Linked DNA regions of Mus musculus: all the other regions are linked to region 3. A link is a loop called in an ENCODE intact Hi-C map of the cell type or tissue named here. Cell type or tissue: gastrocnemius. All regions are shown on one strand. Links, peaks and the distances in the headings refer to the core of each region. The heading gives the core; the rest is flanking DNA.

What was found. Peaks named below come from ENCODE experiments on the same cell type or tissue, not always from the same donor. Only the 100,000 strongest peaks of a DNase experiment are listed, where the experiment ranks them.
Region 1: a loop joins it to region 3, with 5 times the contacts of the local background. A loop is called at or near these places in 3 of 42 quality-filtered maps.
Region 2: a loop joins it to region 3, with 5 times the contacts of the local background. A loop is called at or near these places in 17 of 42 quality-filtered maps.

The regions. Positions count from the first base shown.
Region 1 is chr1:69,497,453-69,505,792 of GRCm38, reverse strand. No RefSeq gene overlaps it. Among named protein-coding and RNA genes, the nearest start is that of Gm28497, 70 kb to the right of the region's middle. In gastrocnemius, for the core only: no CTCF peak of the experiment used is centred there; no DNase peak of the experiment used is centred there; H3K27ac peaks cover 2,659 bases.
Region 2 is chr1:69,328,414-69,336,753 of GRCm38, reverse strand. No RefSeq gene overlaps it. Among named protein-coding and RNA genes, the nearest start is that of Gm28497, 99 kb to the left of the region's middle. In gastrocnemius, for the core only: a CTCF peak has its summit at 5,171 (motif pointing left); no DNase peak of the experiment used is centred there.
Region 3 is chr1:69,684,605-69,692,944 of GRCm38, reverse strand. Ikzf2 (IKAROS family zinc finger 2) reads left to right here and starts at 6,985. Exons shown (of 8, transcript NM_011770.4): 1 at 6,985-7,251. In gastrocnemius, for the core only: a CTCF peak has its summit at 3,732 (motif pointing right); DNase peaks (open chromatin) are centred at 3,741, 5,386, 5,604 and 7,020; H3K4me3 peaks cover 4,579 bases; H3K27ac peaks cover 4,462 bases.

The DNA.
Region 1 (8,340 bases), core at 260-8,259, 190 kb after region 3:
TGAAATTAGAAGTTGTATATAGTCAAACCAATTTGAATTGATCTTTTTCTTCTTGCTTCATTAATTTTCCATTTTCTATAAACAGCATCGATGTTGACAGCTTCTCTGACACGTCACATTAAAAATCTCAGTAGGAAATTATTGTACTTTTAAAAGATGGCTTGATATTTGAAGAGACATGCCTTCCCTGATTTGAACATTATACAATCTATATATGTATCAAAGCATCATTTGCTATCACATAAGTATGTGCATTTTTTATGTGCCAATTAAAAATAAATGTAAAATGTACTCAAAATCACTCCTTCAGTATGGGTTCGTGCTGTTTAAGAAACCAATGGTGATGACATAAATATTTATTACAAAGTTTTAAAGGGCTGTTGGACAAAGTCATCAAGCTATTTGAATGTTGGGTGCATTCTTCCTCCACTATGCCCAGAAACCTGGATGTCTGAAGTGTGTAATCCCCATAGAAAAGTTGTCTTACGTTCTGACTTCTGAGGAGGCAAGACAAACACAGAAGGGAATGGGGACATGGGATGTATGCATTCTTCAAGCTCTAACCTCTGGGCTTTCAAAGCCTTTCTCTCTGTCCTAATACCTTTTCTATAGTCTCCAGGTTTTAGTAGCACCGGTACCTGCATCCCTTTCAAACCTAAGAGTGCTGCAGAGCTCTGTGGTCTCAGGACGTGCCACTTTGGCTTGATTTTTTTTCTGAACATGCACCAAATAAAAGTGGCCTTAAACTCGTCTCATACATTCTGAATCTAAAGACGATGTCTGTTTCCTGCTTGGACCCTGACTAATTTGAAAGGTATGAGTTCAGCTAAAAGCATGATTAACAAAGGCAGTGTTCACAAAGCCTCCTGATAGTTCTTGTTTTGCATGCACTGTGCTTTGTCAGTCTGGGTGTGCGGAACGGGGTAGGCACTAAACTTATGTGTTGAATTAATGAATGAACCCATGTGATTAATAAATGAGTCCATGTGATTATAATATATCCTGAGTTACAGCTTCTAACAACAGTGGTAGTCTGGAAAGATGCTAGATGATAGATGCTCGTATCATGCCTGCCTCTATTGCACCAAAACATTTTCTTAGTTGCTGACTCTAAATTCATGCTTTTTGTTAATTCACTCACAGCTTGACATAATCGTCTAAATCAGGACTTCCATTACTTTTTGTGCATGAAAGTGTTTAACAAATTTAGGTAAACAACCAACTATTGTAGTGCCTACCATAGTAAGATTATTTGACTGGTCATGAGGCTAACAAGTTGGATAAGACAGATTGGTGGCAAAAGGGTTGGTTAGGAATCTATTGCAGTGGTCGAAGATAACCTAAGATATTTATGGAGCTTTGTCCTGACCTTGCTGGATGGTTTGTTCTTGCTTAGCTGGGCATTTAGGGGTGCAGCATTGGAATAAAGTGATATTTTTGCTGTCCTGGCAAACTCATCAGAGTTACAGTGGCTACCTGCACCCCGTCATTACTTTTTGTTTCATTCAAGGACTTTGAACTACTTACAGTTTAGCAGGGAAGTGACATAGGCACCTAGGAACAGCATAACAAAATGGCAAAGCAGCTGAGGAGTTAGGGTGTGGCTCGGGGCTGATGGCCAAATGAATGAGACAAGCAGCTGGAAGAGCAGGGACTAAAGGGATGGATGCTGAGAGCCTGGAGAACTTCAGTGGCCAATTTGGCCTCGGTGGGTAAGAACAGAGATAGAAAGAAAAGGACAAATACTCACGGTAAGAAAACTTCTAGGAAAGGCAGGGCTGTAAGAAATTCAATTTAAGCTGGGACTGTGATGGTAGAGAGCAGAAAGTTGGGAGTGGGGAGACTTCCCACTTTTCCTTTTAAGCTCTTCTACTCTTCGCTTTAAGTAGAGTGTGGGAGGGCTTACTTGAGAGTTGAAGAAGCCATTCAACTAACTCCCTCTCTTGAAATGCTTGTCCACTGTATTGAAGAACTACACATTTTCAAGTCTGACCTTACACCCACACTGGAGACCCACTTAAGTGACAGACAGTAACTAAAATTGAATACATTTTCATTCTGAAATCCACAAGGAGGCAATTTCTTCAAAGGATAGTGTATAAATAGAAAGTGTATGCTCTTTCAATTGCTCTGAAAGTCATAAAGAAAAATTAAAAATTCTTGGGTAGATAATTGAGAAAGAAGTTTGTTATGTGAGTTGCAAATGCTCCATTGAGTGGTTTACATGTAAAAGCAGATTTTTTTTTAATCTATAAGGAAGAGGTAATTCATCAAATTCCTTATTCCATAAAAGGAGAATCCTGGTAAAGACAGATTAACAAAAGAGTATACTTAATTCCCCATGTTTTAGCAAATGTTGGACCAGTGATCTAAAACCAGTGACCCAAAATCATTGCCTGACTCCCGAGCATTTTAAATGTTTGCTTTGAAATAAATGGCTGAATTGAATCTTTGCTTGTAAACTCTGTCAGGCTGAAGCAGATGATCACGGAGGCTTCTCCAGCTCTTTGCATCCCCTGAATTCACCTCTCACACCGACACACCTTGACATTTGCCTGTGTGTTAAAAATTAAGTGTTGGATTCACAGCCACACTTCCTACTCCACTTACACAGCTCAGGGTTGAAGCTCTCTGTCCTCACTCCCAAAGGAACACTCCCTTCACAGAAACTGACACCGAGTGTTCTGGGTTTTGAATAACACCAGGAGGATAAGATTCCAGGTCTGCGATCAGCAACTCCTGTGTCGGATTTGCAGTCCTCCTAAATGTTCCATGGAGGGCAGGACCTATTTTCAGGAACCAACTGGAAAATTTACAGTGTTGTTATAACAAACTCGAAGATACTACTGACAGAGAGGTGACTATGCTGTGTTGGCTTTAGACAGATAGTCTAGTTTGAAAGGATATCCCTACTCACAACAAAAGAGGGTTATTTACATGTTAAAATGTTTTAACGTAGTCTTAAATAATTTTTTCCATGAATTTCTCTCAGTGTAAAAGTAATTAGCTCTCCTTGCGCTAGCCCATATCCTTAATGAGTCCCCGACTCTGTAGGACACATCCAGATTCCAGACATCTGAAGTTTGGGTATCTGAGGGATAAAGGACATCATGATAGGCAAATTTTAAAAAGTAAGTCCTAATTTGTGGACAGAATAAATCATGATGTTTACCTTGAATCAATAGCTCACAATCATGACTCTCATGGGATTTTATGCATATTTATTATTATCCAGACTTTCTAGTCATGAGTGTGCATCATCTGTATTACTGCTATCTTTTGCTCTAGCACAATGAGAATATGAAGAAGGTAGACACCACGCCCACCTACCACCATCCCTTCCTCCATTTTATACTTAAGGAAGGATGTGTCCTTTTAGAACCTGTCTCTCAAGTAAACGTGGTATCATGATGCAAATGTTCTAGTGACAAAGAATTATATTTCAGAATTCCATGCCAGGTTGAAAACAAACCAAGGAAAGAAACGCACTGATTGGACAATCCTGGACAAGGAAACAAACACCCACTACAGAAAGGAGTACACTGATTGGACAATTCTAGGCAAGTGTGAATGAGAGAAGGGGGGAAAAGGGCTTACAGTTATCTATTTAAAGATCCAAGAGTGAACAAAAGAGGATTGATTGTGGTTAAGCTGGAAGGACAGACTCTGGTTACTTAAATTAATTTATTTTTAAAATGATTCTATGTACTATGTTATCATAAATAGCGATGAACCCAAAAGAACCACTGATTGAGTCTCTGGATCTGTAGTTCATTGTCCAAGTTCCCCATCTTAAATGTGAAGCATTTAAATTTAAAATAATTCCCAGAGTCATCATTATTGTTCCCTGTGTCTTATTTTGTATCACATAAAAGGCCAAATGAAAGAAAACTTAAGGTGGAGGAGGTGGAAGGGGTAAGATATATGTGGGTGAGAAAGGTCTGTTTTCAGACTTGATTTCTGTTGAAGACACAACATACTCACTCACAGGGTTGAGAACAGAATGTGGTGAGAACTTGCTGTGTGCTCCAAGAGATAGACAATCTTCCCTGGTGTGGCCTAATGAAATGGTGACAGTGCTTTAGAGTATGTTCAGGTATCTGATGATCTACCCCCACTTTTTTTTTTGTTTCTAACAAACTGTAATTCTAAGCACTTTCTATAACCTTGATACATTTCTCTGTAGCATAAGATTTAGCCTTTAGTATTTAGACCCACATAAGGCCGTTTCTCTCTTGCATTATATTAGTTCTCGAAAACGACATCAATTGAGTTTGACCCACTACACCAATTTGGTTAAATATCTGTCTGATCTTGTTTCTGATTCCCCAGGATGACATCTACAGACTCACCAGCAGCTGTGTTTAGAAAAACTGGTATGCCACGTCAGCCAGAGTTTAAAAATATCTCATGGATCTCAAGGTCACTAGTATTTTTCTGAAAAAAAATCTAGTTATTAGATGAACAAATTTATTATGGTTCACAGGGCTTTTTTGGGCTTTACTCAAAAGCAAAATGTATTATTAATGTATTGGCAAAATTATGAACTAATACCACATACATGGGGAATCACTGAGATAATGCATACATATGGCTTTAATGGGGAATAGTTTAATTAGCTGTGTTCATGTAAAAAGTTAGATAAGATTGGACTATCTAACACAACTAATTAACAATCAATTTTACTTACACACACACACATTTCTAATATTTTGAATTGTAACCAACATGCCAGAGTCTTGTTCAGCCTACATACACCAGTGTCTCCCTGAGACCCTGCAGGCCACATGCAGTTATGGTAGAATGACATACAAATGACAGAGATGAGTGGCGGATACCCCTTCTCTGATGGAATGGTTAACAATTAAAAAGCCCATCCCTGACAATCTTTTGCAAGCAGACAGAGCTGGTCTTATGAAGATGCCAATTGGTCTGCTCATAGGGTAGGGCTGTACAACAAAGAAACAGAGTTTTGTGCATTTTAATATCATATGTGTGAGGACAAACACCTCAGACGAAGGGCAGTGTCAGGGTCTTCTCCACAAAATGCATACATTATAACTTGATGTGACTTTTACAAAACCAGGGTGGTATGGTGCTGACCTAAATTATCTTTTGTAAAAACTGGAGTGATGGGAAAACGTACACATTGGGTGGGGCTCAGAAACAAACAGAAAACACGTAACATGTCCAGACCTGCTCCAGACTGCTATCAGATAAGATGCATTTAAGGGTGGAAGGGGCATATCTAGAAACAAACTACAAACAGAATGGCAGGTGCACCAGAAAGGATACAAGCAAACTGAATAGGTGAATATCCTCATTTTGAGAATGTTTTAAAGGAGAAGGCAAGCACATTGATTCTTCATGAGTGGGAAGTCTTTTTTTTTTTAATCTCCATATCACTCCTGGTGTCTGACCATACCACAATTCTTCATCCTCAGGGGAAAGTGTGGGCTTTGGACATCACAAAGCCTTCTTCCTGGGTTTTCTTCTTCACGTGATGTTTTGACTCACTTACATGACTTTCTGATGAACTGTGGCTCCCAGTTCTCCTAGCATTACAGAGTACTTCCCTGCAGAAATTATCCACATGTGAAAATTTGTATGAGAGGCCTACTTCAAGATATTTTGTGAACATTTTCTTAGAATCATAAATATTCTTTGTATTAAGAAATATTTTTGATTTTTTTTCTTCTTCACCCGGTATGTTAAAGTTTGTTCATATCTTCATCTTTTCTTTTCTTCCCAGCTCCTGAATATATACTAACTACCTATAGCATCTTCTTCGAAATCTGAACAATTTGCTGCTGACTGGCTCCTACGGAGTAACAAAACCATTCTCTCTCGGTTTTGGTACTATGATGTTTCCACTTATCTACTGGGCGATTCCATATTTAGTACCCTAATTATGATCTAATGATCACAGAGCTGTGGGAGGAAATTCACATTTACTTGCTTAAGTAGGATAAGTTGTCAGTTTAAGTCAAGATTAAAAACACCCTCTATCTTTTGGAACCTTTTAACTCACTAAAAGAGGTACCTTTTATACAGCCGAGTTAAGCCAGCTTTCCAAGAACAAGCTCTAGTGCAGCTTTAAGGAGCTGGCTTGGCATGGTCTGAAGATCTTTGGAGGCTGTCTTGTGTCCTATTTTTTATAAGTCAAAAGACTGTAAAGGAAACCATTGACAGGTGTCCTTACACGCCCAACAAGATTTAGGAATGACTTACATATGAAAATACAGCAAAGGCACAGACTTTTTAGATTTCAAATACAGAAACTCTCTTGTCTCCAAGTGCAAACCATTTCCCTGATATCTCTGGAAAAAATAATAGCGGGGCACCTTGAACTTTCATTTTCTCTCTGAGAGAATGACTTCAGGGCTTGTTTTGGTATTGGGCGATCATCCCTTTATTAGAGGAAATGAAGGTCTTCTTTTTAAACTTCCTCTAACTGTGCTGGTCTACTCAATATTATGTGGCCAATTCTGAGAAGTATTATAGAGTAGCAGACCACCAAGGGCTCCCTAAGAGATTAAGAAAAGATGAGTAAGCAAATTAGTCAGCTAAATGAACGGAGTTGCTTCAGAAGACAGGAGCTCTTTGCCTCCATCACGATATGCCTCATTAGTTCCATTAGCTGCTCTTCAGCATAGCCATTACCCTGCCCACTCGTTTCTAAGCAGTTTCACTATGTCAACGTTGATTCCCCCTGCACACACACCCACCCACTGGCTTACAGCTATTATATCACCTTCCAAGAGCATTGATTTTTAAGTCAAGTGTCACAAATTTCACAGTCATCATTTCCTTGCAAGCCTGAAACTGACGACTGCTGCTTCGTGCTTTCATTATTTCAGAATTAATCACTTGCTCCCATTGGCCGCTCCCAGCAGCCTCCTGCCCTGTTAAACTCAATGTTTAATTGTTCTGTGCTTTAATTGACAGATGCTAAAGTATCCCCTCATCTTGTGTTTTAGCAAACATAACTAATTAAGAGGTGGTTAGGAAAGAGACTGAAAACACATTTTCTTATTAAAATGATTAGATGTTTGTAGGACATCTCTTCTGTGTCTAAAATTGGAAAGATTACATTGGAGACATGACAGAAATTCATGCAATGACAAATTCCAACCCTGAAGTTCTGACAGTTTTAGTATATGAAGTGATGGAGAGGTAGGCTAGAACCCATGCTATGAAGCTAACTTAGATTAGATTAATTTTACATTCCTTACATTACCTTACAATTTCAGGAAAATTCAGTAACTCAGCAACTGGTGAAGATCCCCCCCCCAAAAAAAAGTATCAATTATTGCTGGAACTCGGAACACCTACTTGGAAATTTTTGAAATAGAAATATACCTCTACAGTTGAAATTTTAGTCTAGTTGTCACTAAAGGAGATTATGTAGCCAAATTCTATAAAGCATCTCTTGAAGACTGCTAAGACACACCATTGCTTCATTATCTTAGCACAATATCCATATGCACATTCTTTTCTTTTCCTCTACAGAAATATGATCAGAGTCACTTTTTGAAGAAATTCCTACAGCTGTTTAACACTGTCAGTGTGGCACAGGCCTTTAATCCCAGCACTTGGGAGGCAGAGGCAGGTGGATCTCTGAGTTCGAGGGCAGCCTGGTCTACAGAGTGAGTTCCAGGACAGCCAGGGCTACACAGAGAAACTCTGTCTCGAAAACAACAACAACAAAAAAGATTTTAAAAAAAAGGTCATTTTTAAAATCCACTTTCAGAGATGCAGGGCTAGGAAGAAAGAAGAGAACACATCGTTTGATTTAGGGTTGATTGGAATCAGCTTTTCCTTCCCTAGCATCTGATTTTCCTGTTTCTAGGAAATAAAAGGTATGTGAGCTCCAGCATCACAGTCCCCAACAATGCCAGGCTTTACTGTGATTGCCACACCTCGTTCCTCCACGCTGTGTTGACAGTCCTTAGCGGGGCTCTTGTCTTTGGCCTTAGCTACCAGCCTCAACATTCACATACGAAACCTACTTCTTTACAGGGATCTTTATCTAAACACTAACTAGTTTCTATCCCCACGCCCGTGTAAATCTTTTCTGAAAATCCTCTAAGTGCCTAAATTAAGTTTGAAGTCATCTGTCAGTGTTCTTATTGTTGTTCGCAGGCTTGCTCCATTTCTCCTTGGCTTCCCATGACCTACCTGTGAGGCACACTCTCAAACTCATTCCTTTCTGAACTTCCTTCAGTATTAATCACATAATACAATTTATTCACAGAGCCTTTCCTGTCCTGATGGAGAAAAAAAAATGATCTTTTTCTAGGGACATTGCCTATTTGGTTGCAACTTTGTAGATTTACC
Region 2 (8,340 bases), core at 260-8,259, 360 kb after region 3:
TCAGAGAGCAGGCCCTTGCTTGGGCAGCATAGTAGAGGTGGCATTGGTGGCTTGGGATTGGGTAAGCTGGCCCTAGGACACAGGAGTAGAAAAGCCACCCTGACCTTTTGCTGGCTGAGGCACTGGATCAGCTAGCTAGAGCAGTGTTGGAGTGTGTGTGCCCTGGTGGTGTTGGTACAGGAGAGCTGTCTAGCTGACCAGCTCGGCTACCACGCAGGCCCAGATCCAGGGTTTTCAGTTGACCCTTTCCAACATCTACCCTATCTATGAATGGCTGTAGTGCATGAAGGCAGTCCTGCAGATCCAAAGCTGAGGAATCTCCAGGTCACAGGGAAACAACAGGATTACCTAGAGGAGCTCCTGTGAGAATCCAGTATTGATAGTATAGCACAAGCAAGAGGCCTTGAACCAGGCCAATGACTCTCCGAAATGAACATTTGCATGTAGAGATATGTGGAAGAAAGTGTGTTGCACTAGAGAGTTCCACATGGAGATTTATTTTGTTTTGTTTTACTTTGTTTTCTTTTTCTATATTTTATTCTCTTTTGTTTGGAAGGTTGCAAGGGTAGAGGGCAGATGAATGGGATTGGAGTGTATAATGTGAAATTAACAAAGAACATTTTTTTTTAAAAGAATGGGCTTTATTTTCTTGTGGCTCAAGCTAGTATAGTACTTATCATGAAATTCCTTCTTCCTCAGCTTCCCAGATCCTGGAATTACAGGTATAGGTAAGCAATCACACCTGGGGTTGTAACCTTTCATTTAAAGAGTCCTCAAAAGGAGAACCTTAGGACATCCTAGAGGAGAAGGCCACCTACTTCAGTTCAGCTAGGCCAGCACTCATTGGCAACTGCAGTTTAGTTCAAGGGAGCCAGGCTGCATTTTGAGTCATGCCCAAATGCTGATGGCTTCCATGTGGTGCAGGTTTGGTAGATACTGGAATGAGAGAAGGGTGGGGGCTTGCAGCTAGGTTCCAGCAAGGTGCTAAGGCTAGGCCCTGTGTATCAGGGTCAGAGCTCTTCGCAAAGCTCCCAAATGGCTTGTGAAGGTGAATACTAAGCATCAGTAGAGACCCCAGGAGACAGGAGATGCCAGAAACATGGCACGTCTACTGAAGAAGGCTGTACGTTCTAAATGGAGGGAGGCTTCTGCACTCCCTCAAACTGTGAACTGGAATAAATACTTCCCTTCTTAAATTGCTTCCATCATGTGTTTGGTCACAGTAACAGGGAAGACTAGCTAACACAAAGTTCCCCCCCCCCCATTGCTTTTCTTTGCAACACACAAAAATTATGACTAATAATTACAATTTCATTTTCAAAGACACCATAGGGTTCCTAGGTTTTTTCTTTGTGATTTAGCAATGCATTGAGTAACCTATATTTACATTTTATGGGCTCAGATGTTAGATTAGCTAATGCATATATGTCACTTTAAAACAGCACTGGAGTTAGTTTGAGTTGATGTAAGCTTCCAAGTACAGCAACATTACCTTCTACCTTGGTACTTGGCCTACCTATTAACTAATTGTGACTATTTATGTAATTCTATGATTATGGCACTCAAAGATATCTGCATGCATTGCTTCCCTTCTTTGTCTATGTTTTACCCAGCATGATGTATACTCAGAGCATATATGAAACTTGAATATAAAAATGTTTAACATATTGTTGAATAAACATGCGCATTAAGGAAAGGAACCTTACACTAATGAGCACCATGAATGTAGATACACAACGTATCTGACCATGAAAGAAGAATCGAGAAAACCTTAAAACTCCGGGACCTGGTGGACTGTCACTTGGCACTTGCATAATGCTTTCTCTTTGCTAAAGGCCACATAGATACTAAGTAATAAACTAATGACCCTTTTTAACCCATGTAAATTAATATCGCCTGCAAGCATAATGTAAGGAAAATTATACAGGAGCTGAAGAATATTAGGCAGCGACTCTATAAAACAAGTTAAGGTGTTTGACCCGACACTATATGGAATATGTTAACAGGAGCTCGTACAAAGGCAAGTTCACACTCTAATTTTTTGTCTCCTTTTAAGCCCAAATATTCCCACTCAGAGTTAACTGCTTATTGATTTAGAAAAGTGATATGGAATTATAAAACGCATGTGCTAAGTTAGACTTCAGTTATATATCACTTGCTCCAGATGGAAAGAAATCCACCCATCAAAGAAGTCTTAGAAATATGGGCTTTAGTAAAAGATTGTATCACTTTGGTTTTCTGGGTTAAATAGGCTTAGTAGATGCTCATTAAATATAAAATCTGTGACTGCAAAGGCAATGTTAGTTAGTCCCTTGGGTGTTGGGAAGGAGGTGATGTGCTTGTTAAATGTGCTAAAAGTGTCCTGAATCTTTCCAATATTTAAGTTCTTAATTTTATGATATTAACTTGATTGTTGGAAGAGAGCAGCAAGAATCGTATTGGTGATAAGACACACACACACACACTCACACACACACATACATCCACATGCACACACACACACTCATACACACATACATATACTCACATCCATATGCACACACACACACACACACACACACACACCTCATAAAACAAAACAAAATTACCCTGACATTTGAAATTCCAGAAAATCAGCCTGAAAGGTAGGCCCCGAAGACCTCCCAAGGGAAAGGTGTTCCTATGAACGACCAAGATCTCAGCAATGATTTGCAGCATAGTTCTGGGCAAGATGCCCCACAGTTACTTCCTTACTTTCCCTGGGTTTATGACAGACATAAAAGGGACCATGCCAGGGATCTATCAAAAACTACACAAGATGAAGGCAGCACATGACCCTTTTCATGGAGAACTGAGATGCAGTGATATGATTCGCAACCTTTCATTTACTTATTCATTCATTCATTTTTTATTATTCATTCATTTATTTATTTTTACACCACAGGGTTATCTTGATGTGTTTAACAACCTTAAAAAATCACTTAAAACTGACTCTTCATTTAAAAACATGCCTTATTTTCTACTTCCTTGTTTCCTTTTCATTCATTTTAAGAATTTTTACTAGTTAGGCACCTTTTTGTGTGTTTGTGTGCCAGGCAGTGTAGTCAATGATGATTAAGATCCAGGTCCTATCTTCCTTAGAGTGCTGACAGATTAATGGTAGCAATAGACTGTGGAGATGTAAAACATTCAACAATTGTGTACCAAACAACTGCTTTAACTGCTTTGAGTGCCAGGGACTTTTGGGGACCTTTTTTTCCCCTCTTTTTTCCCCCCAATGAATAAAACCGAATTTCTGATTTCACTGAGCTTTAGTGGCTGGAGAGATAGCAAATGCAAAAACCTAGAAATTCTTTAACTGAGGTCTAGGTAAGCATTATGGGGAAAAGGAGAAAAGAGAGAGTGTGTCTAAGTTACTGGTTAAACTTTTGCTGGGAGATAATGTTTCAGCAGGGTCTTGAAGAAAGTAGGGCATGGTAACAAGCCTGTAAAAGTCACAGGGGAAGGGCAGAAGGTGCAGCCACTGCTACAAAACTTGCTCAGCAGGGACATGACCCCAGGGTAACCTTGAGCCCATGGAGTCTCAGTGAAACATTGAAAGGAAGAGAAGTTTGCAGGAAACTAGAGGCAGAGGATAACTTAGTTACATATAAGAGGGTCACAGAATGATGAAGAGGAGAGATACGATTGGAGTCTAAGGCAGCAGAATGGAAGCAGACATCAGTCTTTCAAACCTGCTACAGAAGACTTGCGATTCCATGTACTGAGTCCAGAGCACGGCACTCTGTGACCTCATTACTGCTTCCTAGACATCCTTCTGGTGATGGAGTCTCACCATTCCATCAACCTGAGATGCAATCCCAATCTAATGGGTTAAAATTTGCACCCGAGATGATGTAACTTGTTCTTGCTTTGCTCAGTAGCTCACGAAAGTAATAGGGTTTACGATGAATTACAGTCTTCCTTCCTCTCTGCTTCACCTTCAAGACAGCCATTAGCATTGTTTAAGGCTTTGACTCTCCTGGAAATAATAAGATACAGTATCGCAGATATCAGATCCATCAGAGATAGCAGACAGTAGAACTTTCTGTTATTTGGTTTATCTATTTACTTTATTATTGTTTCCTGTGTTTGACTTAGTAGATATTTGCACTTATAGAGCTGTATTTATTTGTAATATATATATATATATATATACATACACACATACATACACACACATATATATGTATACATATATATGTATGTGTCTTTGTACAAGTATTTATGCCTATATGTATGCTTACACCTATGATTTCGTGTGATACCATGCAATAAGAGAGCCACTATTTGTTACCTCTTTGTACAGCATTTCCCTGATGTATAATTTAAACCCCTCAGTAAACATCTGATGGGGAACTACTCATATTATAAAGACAAAGGTACAATAGGTTCAATTTACTAAAGACCTAGCAGGAACCAAAATTCAGCCCCAGGTCAGCAGGATACAGCAGTATCAAACACACGCAGAGCGTGTTTGATAGCAAGAGAATTTACTGCTAAGAAAATGACATCAGGTTCAGAAATCTTCACGTCCCAAATCACATTTCTGTTAACCTGTTGAGCATTTCTCGAGATTCCCTGTAAGGAGAGTGAGTTTATTTCGGTGAACACATAAGTATTTACATCAGTATGACTTCATTTTTTTTTTGGGTGGGGGGAGGAACTATACAATGCCGATCTGCAGTTTATTCTCTTTGTTAGTCCGTTGCTTCCTGATAAATAGAAGATTGCAAAAAGCTGTTAAACCTCATTCAAGGAAACACTCAGTCCTCAAGCTTTCACAAGCTTTTGTAAAACCTAGTGAGCTGGGTGAAAAATCCCTGGCTGGGAGTAGAGTATCGTGAACAGATGAGCTCACCCCTGGTATGCAAAGCTGCCGAATTAGCTGGTTAAACAGGCTGCTGAGATAATTACATTGTCTGTTTTGTGACACATTACACCGGTGCACTTGAGATTAACCTGTTCTCTTGTGTCTATTCTGATCAGTTTTTTAGACAGCCTTTTATCTGATGAAGGCTCAGAGACATCAAAAGAGAAAGGGGCGTGGGTGAAAAGAAAGCCCACATTAAGCTGAAGAGTTAAAATTTCTATTTAAATTTCTGCACCCATATTCCTTATTTCCATAACTTTGGTTGCTCTCTAGAGACCTCTGCTGGAAATTATGGATATGAAAATAATCACACTTAAAGAATTCATTGTTTGCATTTTACCGTAGCTATTACATCATAAGCCCTATAACTAATTTTAAGAAGGAAATTTCAATGTTATATCATAAGCATAACACACTTACTACAGAGCTATATTCAGACCGAAGTGCTATGTTCGGAAAGTTTCTTTTTTTTTTTTCCCCAATTTTTATTAGGTATTTTCTTCATTTACATTTCAAATGTTATCCTGAAAGTCCCCTATACGACCCCCCCCCCCTGCTCCCCTACCTACCCACTCCTACTTCTTGGCTCTGGTGTTCCCCTGTACTGAAGCATATAAAGTTTGCAAGACCAAGGGGCTTCTCTTCCCAAATGATGGCCGACTAGGCCATCTTCTGATACATATGCAGCTAGAAACATGAGCTCTGGGGAGTACTGGTTAGTTCATATTGTTGTTCCACCTATAGGGTTGCAGACCCCTTTAGCTCCTTGGATACTTTCTCTAGCTCCTCCATTGGGGGCTCTGTGTTCCATCCAATAGCTGACTGACTGTGAGCATCCACTTCTGTGTTTGCTAGGCCCCGGCATAGCCTCACAAGAGACAGCTATATCAGGCTCCTTTCAGCAAAATCTTGCTAGTGTGTGCAATGGTGTCAGTGTTTGGAGGCTGATTATGGGATGGATCCCTGGGTATGGCAGTCTTTAGATGGTCCATCCTTTCGTCTCAGCTCCAAACTTTGTCTGTGTAACTCCTTCAATGGGTGTTTTGTTCCCAATTCTAAGAAGGGGCGAAGTGTCCACACTTTGGTCTTTGTTCTTCTTAAGTTTCATGTGTTTTGCAAATTGTACCTTGGGTATTCTAAGTTTCTGGGCTAATATCCACTTATCAGTGAGTACATATCATGTGAGTTCTTAGAAACAGAAGGTACTCTACCCAATTAATTCTATGAAGCCACAATTACTCTGATACCTAAACCACATAAAAACCCAACAAAGATAGAGAACTTCAGACCAATTTCCCTTATGAATATCGATGCAAAAATACTCAATAAAATTCTTGCTAACCGAATCCAAGAACACATCAAAACAATCATCCATCATGACCAAGTAGGCTTCATTCCAGGGATGCAGGGATGGTTTAATATACGGAAATCCATCAATGTAATCCACTATATAAACAAACTGAAAGTTTCTAAAGGCATCTGCAGGCTAAATTTGAGCTGGTAGTCAGTAAGTATGCACCCACACTCTAAGAGTCCACTCTGTGCTTAGCAATGATAAATTTTGGCTTGTTATTTTTATATTTTTGTTAATGTTGTCAAAGTTTAAGTAGAATTATTTATTTTGAGATTAAATGTGGTAGATATAAACACCAATGAAGATAATAATAATAACCACACACAAACAACTCTAAAACCTGTCCCTAAAGAGTTTTATGGGCCCTTTTTATGGACATCATTATACTTACAAGGAAAATTATTTAGACATTCTGATTATGTGGGAATGTAGTAAACATAAGATTTCATCACAGTGATAATTTAGATAACGGACAATTAAGAGAATAAATAGAAATACTACCCATTAACAACCTCTGGCAACTCAAATTGAATTTTACCAACTATTGAGCTTCTGGCTATATGGAGTTGCAATTTAAAGCAGGTATAATAGATTTTAACAACTAAACAGTGTTTGTTACACTGTACCAACTAAGATATTAGTTAAATGGGGCAAGAAATGTCCCTTCGTGTTAATGAACATCAAATTTAACTCCTGCTGTTCTTCCTCTTCCACTTCCCCATCCCCACCCCCAGGAACAGCTGTACTTGACTTGATAGATCAGCATTCAGATGGGTTTCCTGGAAAAATATGTTTTTGGAATAAAGCTTAACTTGGCCAGATCTGTCTACTTTCTATGCTCTCAGTTTGTTTTGAAGGATTTGAAAATATTGGCATCTTTCTTCCTTTAGAGAGTCCATATTGTACTGTCAGATATGAGAAGCTTTGCCAACCTCAGTTGGAGATGTCTGCATCAGTGTTTCAGAACATGCTAACACGAGATCACTTCTAGATGTCATCTGTCTCGTGAATAATTGTTTTAAATATTTTCAGCAAGAGAAATAAAAATCTTTCCCCACTGTTTTTATGCGAGACAGTTCTGTTGGCTCTAGATATATCTAAAGTTGGTTCATTATTTAAATGCAGGCACAAGTAAGAAAACAAATAAGAATTATGTTTTTCTTCATCATTTCAGCTCATGCACAGGAAATTTAATAGATATCTATCTTCATAAATTGAGTCCAAAGTTTTTATTTTACCACGTGATCATAATTTTACCACATTTTGTGATGAGACAGAAATAACTGGCTCCATCAACTTTATATGATGAAATTATTTTCTAATCAATGCTGGAGAAGACTAATGTCCTTTGATAATTTACAAATTTTTCTTGACTGTTTGGCTAAGAATTATACTGTGAAAAATTCTCAAATTGGGCCTAGTATATAGTAGACATTGAGTCTAAAGTTGATTAAAATTGTATTTTTATATCTTGGAATCTTTTTTAAATGATTGTGCTTATTCAGAATCTTTGACAGACTTAGAGCACAAATGCCCATTTTCTATTAATCCAGAAACAGTGTGTACAGAAATATAATGATGATGTGAAGGCTTAAAACTCCAAACATGGGATAGAGAGATGGCTCAGCAGTTAAGAGCACTGACTGCTCTTCCAGAGGTCCTGAGTTCAATTCCCAGCAACCACATGGTGGCTCACAACCATCTGTAATGGGATCCAATGTCCTCTTCTGGTGTGTCTGAAGATAGGTACAGTGTACTCACATACATGAAATAAATAAAAAAAAACCCACATCTCTACACATATAAATTCATTGACTTCTACTAATGGTCCAGAGAGTTGGTGATCATTAATACATTTTACAGATGAGGCAGTAGGGCTGAGAGAAATTTAATACCTTGGTGTCACAGGGCTCAGAACTGGCAGATGCCAGCTTCATACCCAGGTTATTATTTCTTTCCTAAAGCTCATGTGTTAGAGTAATTCAGAGAAAGGGATTGCATTAAGTTTGACTCTCCCTTGAGATTAGTAGAGGTTTGGTTCCAGTACTCTCCTTGATGCCCAAGTCCACAGATGCCTAAGCCATATACATTTAAT
Region 3 (8,340 bases), core at 310-8,309:
GATGCAGGGGCTGGAGACTCCCTGGCAATTTCAGGTCAGATTGGTCTAAGGGAGTGAGTTCTAAGACAAATGGTACTATATAACAAAACCCAGTCTCATGAATAAAATGCTAAAGATTCTGCATAATGTTTTTATTTCTCAACAATATTCCATTTAAAACAAATCAGTCTACCATGTATAGAAGTTTCTGGATCACAGTTAATAGAACCTTTAGTGATAGTCTACCAAGTTTCCCCCAGGTGTCTAGTTTACTGGGATTTCCCCAGGTGTCTAGCACATTACCATGGCATCAAATGTGAACAACGTTTTGAAGGTTCAGCCTAGCTGCTGGGGAAAGGTACTGATGGTGTAATTCTCCCTGTCTATATCATATCTTACGACCCACAGTTCAGAATGGAGCACTAACTCCTCTATTAAGCTAACCTTTCTCTAAACCACAGTCTTGAAGATTAGGCGGAGATGACATTTGACTTTACTACCAGTAGGTGACCTTTCCTTGGGTAAGATACCCCTTTCACAGTATACATTGCTATGTAGAACTGGCAAACAACAAATGACTCCCCAGTTATATCCCCCCATGGCTCTTAACTTGCTGAGGTTGTGGCCATCTGACTACTAAAAAGGGAAGATCGAAGCCCTGGGTCACTGCCGGCAATACATTCCTGTGTTCCCTTTCGATTAAGTGAGATTAAGGGAGCGATTAGACTGCACCACTGTGAACCAAGTTGGTTTGGAAGTTGTTGAAGCTCCTCCCAGTCACAGGACAGGGACTTCCACGGGCTTTTCACACATCTAAAAGACAGGATGGGTGGTTAGTGATAAGGGCTTGGTTATCAGATGCTTCTTCGGAGATGACACCTCTCAGCCACAATCCAGCCTTTGCTATACTGAATACAGTCTGGCTCCTTGTACTTTCCCCTCCAAATTTCACAATTAAAAGATCATTTTGGGTTTTCCATCCCATTCCTGCCAAACTAAAGTTTCCCACTCCTTGAATTTAGTTGCTAAATATATTCTGGACTATTGAGGATAAGGTTTTTTTTGCTGTTGTTTTGTTTTGTTTTGTTTTTCACCTATGTCTAAAAAAATCAGTGTTTATGCTCACTAGACTCTTTTTCCATTTTATTGCTATCCCCTATTTCTGAGATACATTCCCAGACAATTGGTGTACTTGTCATCTTGTGCCAATACTATATCGGGCATCTCAACAAGTTTGCTGTAGTTTTTATGTGCCAACATCTTGGGTTTCTTAGAATTACTTTCCAATGACTCTTAGATAGGGTTGCTTTTGCACAGTACCACTTATTGTAGCTTGAAGCTCTAATTTTGTACAAATAGAAGGCTCTAATTTTTTTTTCAAACGCAGAACACATTTGCCTTTTTAAAGCAATTATGAAGGGTTATAATGACATCTTTAAAAATACATGCTTCCATTTGTATTCAGAAACCGGTGAAGTCCTCACCTTCTTTGTCTGTCTCTCACTTCATAACTCTCATCTGCGATGGTCTTAGTCCCTCCTCTGCTGTAGGACAGGAACATGCTCCCTAGTAGAAAACTGTTTAGAAGTGTAGATTCATCATGTTCTCTTTTCTAGGGATGTGGGTATTTGAACAAGAGTCTTATCTCTAACTGCAAAGTAATACTCTTTAAAGAGTGTTAAAAGGACAGTGTTCAAGATAGAGAGGGTGGGAACACGGACTTCTGATTTAGACCTCACAGGTCAAGCAACCAGACCATAGACTCTTCGTATCCCTGGAGAGGCAAAGCTGGCAGAGAGCAATGTGCTGCTCTAACATGGGATCTTAGAATGTTGCCCCAGAATCCTGGGAAGCCAGAAACAAAATCAGAGTCTCGATGAAAACATTCTAATTCTGGCTTCCCACTTGTTCAGTGTGTAGCTAAGTGGAGAGATAGAAACACCATCGTCTCTTCTCCCACTTAAAAAGATAATATTAACTGCAGCCATCTATGTGTACAGTGTTAAATTCTGTTTCCCTAAAGGCCATATTCTAACATGTACTCTATAGGACTAATTGCATCAAGGATCACGAAACCATCAAAAATGTATATATATAGTTTTTTTAAAAAAATCTTTATTATTACATAAGAATTACAGTTTGTCCTCCTACTACACAAACATACTGAAAATAAAACCAAAACTTAAAAATGTAGATTTAATTCCCTGAGCAAAACAAGATAAAAATGAGATCTCTATCTAAGTTTCTTTAAAGGGAATTGTTTTTAAAGCTAAAACAATTAACACAAACCGTTCAGGGGAGAAAAAAATCTTACTTTATTATGTGTCTTTTAGCCACAGTGCCTTGTAAAGTTTTCATTTTGCTAATTAAACTTAGTGGTTGTAAAATTAAATGGGCTGCACTCGCTAGTCACCTGGTTTCCTGCATTGTCATCGAGAAATAATTTGTTCTGAAGTTGAGGCACCATGAAAGTGCATTTTAATCGAGACTACCTTTATACAGTAATTTGCATTTTTTTATGCTTTTAGCTCCCTTTACAATTGATATTTTTCAATAAATTTGATAATATCTAGGAAAACACCAACAGCCTTTGTATGGATAAGCTAGAACTAACACACTAAGGACACCTGTATCATGACTTACAAGCTAAGGGCTGACCCAATTCATTAGGGAGTCAGAATTTGTCATCGCTATTTTTGTTCCTTGACAATAGCTTAACACATGGAAGGAGCATATGTGTTTTTCCATTTACACAACCATTCAGTAAGTGTTTATTGTCCGTTTAGTGCCAAACAGTGTGCTGGGTCTGAGAAGATAATGAACTATATAAGACATCATCTCTGCCTTTTACACGAGTAAACTCTAGCCAGGCAGTGGTAGCACACATCTTAAATCGCAGCATTGGGGAGGCCTAGGCAGGTGAATCTCAGAAGCCAGCCTGATCTTCAGTGGGTTCCAGCATAGCCAGGGGTACACAGAGAAACCCTGTCTTGAAAAACCAAATCAGACAAATAAGAAAGACAAAACAAACAAAGAAAAACCAAGAGTAAATTCTATTCGGAGAGCTAGGTTTTCTTTTTAAAACCAACATGTGAGCAGAATACCTACAACCATGTTGCATTGGAAATATGTCAGGTCCTGGAACAATGGTGGGAAGGATCAGCTTCCATAGTTTGAACAGAGAGAGTGAGAAGGAGACAGCAATCAGAGCAATGCTTTGCTCTGATGGTATACCTGTCCCCAAAGTGAAGATTTAACCTTCCAGCAAGATAAGGAGAACTAGACTCTCCTGGTGCTATCTTTTCTTGCACAGTTCAAGCATATAACTGCCTAACAAATTGCATACAGAGTAGCTATGGCTAAGGGCATAAGTAAATCCATTCTTTAACCACTACCAAAATATCGTGAAGGGAAATCTTGGCCAACGTGAATTGCTACGGTTTATATGTGGTCACTTTCTCATGAATGCATTAGATTGTGAGTCCAGGTGCCAAGGTCAGACTTCAGAAATATTAAACTGAACTACCCAATTTAGCTTGTAAACACATTCATGACTTCTTCAGAAAACCTGAATTCATTGTAGTCTCTGAATGAGAAAGGAACATGGGATGTTTTTTAAAAAAAATCTAATTCCCACTCTTCAGAATGCCCTCCTAAAATTTGGGCTTCATGAGTTCCTGCCTAAATAGCTCTCTCTTGGGGGACGACTGTGTCTGCTAATAAACTGTCCGAAGGTTTAACCACTAGGGGGAGAGGGTGTGCCTCTGGTGGCTAGGGAACCAATGGCAGCAAATCGGTACACGGATAAGCTAGGAGAGATCTAGATCAAGCAGTGGTCAGCTAGGTGCAAGGACCACATCAAGTGTGGTAGTTTGGTAACTTAGGATGGCTTCTCCAGATCTCACAATGAATCTTCTTCTGCAGACGGATTCTGTGGCTTTTAACTAGGAAGACTTTAGTACTGAATGTTTAAGTCTTTCCCAAGGACCACCATGACTTTGCAGATACGCTGACACTTTTCAAGTGGGAAGGAACACTCTGAGAACTTCTTTCACACTTCATAGTATGTCACCTTTTCTATACTGTAGCGTCACACGCGCCAGCTTTCTGAATTTGCTGTCTGTTGAATTGATTAGAAAGACTCGACTCCTAGATTCTCTTTAGTTTGACCTTTCCAAATCTAACGTTAAGTGTGTGTGTGGGGGGGGGGGGCGGGGGCGGGGATTTTATTCAGAGAGCTGAGGAGTAGGTAAAAATGTTAGTTTTAACAATGTCACAGATATTGCAACTTTAAAGAAAATCATCAGGAAATTATTGAAAACCCGAGCACAAGTGGTTTACTCCCAATGAAATGATTATTTGCTTTAAATCATCATTTTCTATAATTAAAAAAAATGAACTGAACCTATAAGAACAAATTGCTTAGTAACTACAATAGATATAATAAGGTTGTAAAAAGTGAAAATAGATACACTGGACATTATTAGTGTATTCATTGTATACCACTGTGAACCTTTGCTCACACCAGAATCTAAACACAAGGCAGAGCGGTGCTTAAGGTGAAAGTTGATTTTATTTTCAATGTGTCATATGGCTTGCTTCCATGGAAAAGGGGGAAGGGAGAAAACTCTCAGCAACTATTTCTGGGATTCTTTAAAGGAGTGGGAGGCACAGCGCCTGCTCCTCTTTCAGCATTGATTTTCAACACAATATGCGATACGGTTTCTCAGAAATGTTGTTTGGCACTCCTGATAATTTCATGTGATTTCAAACTTAAACCACTCAGACTACACAGTTCAGTATTTTCAGCTCCTTTCATTTTCCTTTTCCCTTTAATTATAGAATTCTTTATTCCCCTTTCTGTGGTCAAGAAAGATAGTAAATGCTGCTATTTGTAGATTGAAAATGCATTTATTTTCTCAGGACGATTCCTATGCTCTTCGCCCAACAAATGTAAACGTCGTGATTGGCATAAGGCTAGGCTACACTTCCAGGCTAACAACTTTTTCGAACCTCACGGTTCCTTTGACTCGGGTGGATGTGGCACACGCCGGGACAGGGGTGGATATAAACAGCAAGTAAACACTCTAATTTTAAACTTGCACTGGGAAGCACTTTCACAATGGGGACAGTGGCGCTCGCTCCGTGTCTCCCAGGGCACTCGCAAGGGTCCCTCTGTCCGGCTCAGTGTCCCAGATCCTCCGGGTGCCGGGAGCCGGGAATCCGGGGAGGTACCGGGCCAGAGAGAGAACTTCCCGCGGCCGACATGAGCCGGGGGAGCCCGAGATCGTCCCTCCCGCGCGGCCAGCGGAGAACGTGAGCAGCGGGGCGCGGGGAGAGGGGCGGAGCCGGCGCGGGGGGCGCGCGGGGCGCGGAGGAGGCGCGGAGGAGGCGCGGAGCCGCGCGGCACTTGTCCTGTAATCGATTGCCGAGCGCGCCGAACGAGCGGCCGAGCGCGCAGACACGCGCCCCCGCCCCTCCCGCCCGCGCGCTCGCCCGCTCGCTCGCTCGCTCACCCGCCCGCCCGCTCCCGGCTCTCACGGACCCGGGCGCTCGCTGACGACCCCCCCCCCAACCCCCTCCGCGCGCGCGCGGCCGCCACCGCCGCCGCCGCTGCCCGCCCTCCGCCCGCGGGCGTCTGCGCGAGCCCGGCCGGCGGGGGAGATGTGCTCGGGCTCCGCCGGATCGGTTTCTCGGGGTTTGACCAGCTGTCCCGGGCTAACCCTGCTCCTCGCTGAAGATGGAGGAAGTAAAAACAGGATTACCCTTAGCTACAGATCCACTGCCTTAGTTTCCACCACCAACTGCAGTGCACAAACACACGTTAGGCACAGGAAAGAAAGAAAGAGAGAGAGGGAGAGGACACACTAACAGTAAACACAAACAAAAGGGTGATGGGATTATTTTACTGCATGCACTGCTGAGGTAAATCTCCGCTTGGCTTTTTGCGTGGGGAAGAACAGCTCTTGTTTTATTTGTCTTCTGATTCATAGATTATCTATCAATTTGTGTATGGTTTGCAAAGGGGTTGGGGAGGGGGAGTGTTTTCAAAGTTAAGTGTAATGATATGGAATCTTGTTTAACAGTGTGGTGTGATCGAATGACTTGTTGCTGTTAACCAGGGATAATAATAATATAGACGCTTTTCTTTGGGGAGGGATGGGTTGTGGCTCTGATTAGGGAAATGATCTCTGTTAAGGACGCTCAGGGAATTTCGTTGAAGATGATGTCCTTTGCCTTAATGTATCGTCCCCTCCTTGTAATCTGCTTCTGGGATGTTAATGGACTAATCAGTTCTCATCTTTATAGCTGTCATGGATTTGGACTTGTTTTTGCTTTGTTTTAACTTGAATTCCAAGAAGAAAGATTGGATAACCTGGCATAGATTGCAGCTGTCTGGATAGAGGCTATTATACTGTTGAGATTGAAAACAAAACAAAACAAAAATAATAATAAAAATCTGGTGTGACACATGTATAACAGCAACAGTTAAATCGCTTTGACAGGTTCTGGTATGGACGAAGGAGATGGAATGAAGATTTAATTTCTTTTTCTTTTTCTTTTTTTCCTATTTTGCCAGAGGCCACAAAACAGTCCTGTGAAGTTGGCCTAGGTTCCTTGCTGGGTTCTGCCTGACTGTCCCTCCCCTCGTACCCCCCCTCCCCTTTTTCTTTCAGTTTTCTTGTCTTAGCTTTTGGTCGATTCTTAAGGAACCGGTGGATCAAGTTTTTTCTCTTCTCGTTAATCGCATTGCTGTAGCACTGACCTCTCTCTCTTTCTCTCCCTCCCTCCCTGTCTTTTTTTTTTTTTTTTTTTTTTTCCTCTTTCCTGAAAGTACGTGGTGCCATTCCTGAGTGACTTTTCCTACTAGACCATCCCAAAGGGACGAGGGGGCGGGGGCGGGGGAGGAGGAGGACGAGGAGGAGGAGAAGGAGGAGGAGGAGGAGGAGGTTGGGGGGGAGTGTTCCTTCTCTCTCATTTCTTGGTTTTGTTTATCAGCCGATCTGTTTGCTGGATTCGGTCTTGGAATGACCCACCTGTAAAGTGCTTTCCCTCCTCCTCGGCTTCAACTCTGCAGGGGGCTTTGCCTGGAGGGGGCAGGGAGGGAAGGGGGGGGGGACACAAAAAACTTCTTTCTTTCTTTCTTTCTTTCTCCGTTTCTCTTCAGCCCGACATTGTCACCTCCTCCTTGAGGGGTTAGAAGAAGCTGGGAGCTCCCGACAGAGCTGGAAATGGTGATGACTGTTTTTTAATCAGAGGACAATTTCTTTTGTATGTACATTTTGTTTCTCTTTCTCCTTTTTCTTCCTTTTTCTTCCTTTTCCTTCACTGAGGGTTTAATAACCCTTTCACTGTTGGCGCAGACTTCTTTTGCTTCTAACTGACGCTTCTTTTTAGTATGTGTGTTAAATGTGTACATTTTTAAAGAGATAGACTCATTTGTAAGCTCTCGGTAGAAACTGCTCCCCTTTAAAACTTTCCGGGTCCCTTTCTTTCAAACCTTACGTAACCTAATTGAAAGAATTTGATAAGAGTAGAGCAGGTCGGAATTTAACTGCTATGTAGTGACTGGGAATTTGATCTGATTATTCCATAAAGAAAGAAAGAAAAGTTTTTGGGGGGCGGGAGGGGGGTAGGGAGGCTGGTGGTGAAGGGGAGGGGAGGGAGAAGGGAAGTGGTTTTGGAGACAAGAAGTGAAGCTGCCTGTTTTCCAGTAAGTAATGGAGAAATTCCAGGAGCTAGGGCTAAATATACTTGGCGATCAATACAGAAATGGCTCATTGTGAATAATTTAGCTGCTGGTGCTTTGAGAGTTTTGAAACTAAAGGCAAAAAGGACCTGGGCCAAAGGGGGGAAAAATAAGTAAAAATCTTTTTCAGGACTTGTCAATTCTGTAACTTTTTCCCTCAAAGAATACAGTTAGATTATCGATCTTCTTATGATGTGAATCAAAGCTAGGGGGTGTTGTCTCATGCAATTTACTTTTGTTTCTGGGGATACAAAAGTATTTGTGTTATTGATGCATGAAAATCATTCCTCACACTTGGGGAGAGGAAAATCCTCCCCTCCCCTCGTGCACAGCCAAAAGTTTCTGACTTGTTGGAACTCCGAATGTCTCAAGTAGGCTTGGCATTGTCTCCGGCCATAGTCTGGCAGGAAATTAGGGTACGTGGAACAGGTGCTCACACAGGATTTGGGGTGGGCTAAAACGTCAGTACAAGCCAGAGTTGGCCAACTGCCGCAAAAGTCTTTGGGATACAGTCTAGTACTAAGTAGTTTTGTTTTGTTTTGTTTTCTTATGTTTTGTTTGTTCTCTGTGCCCCCCCCCCCCCCCCATTAGAACATGATGAACCAACTTGC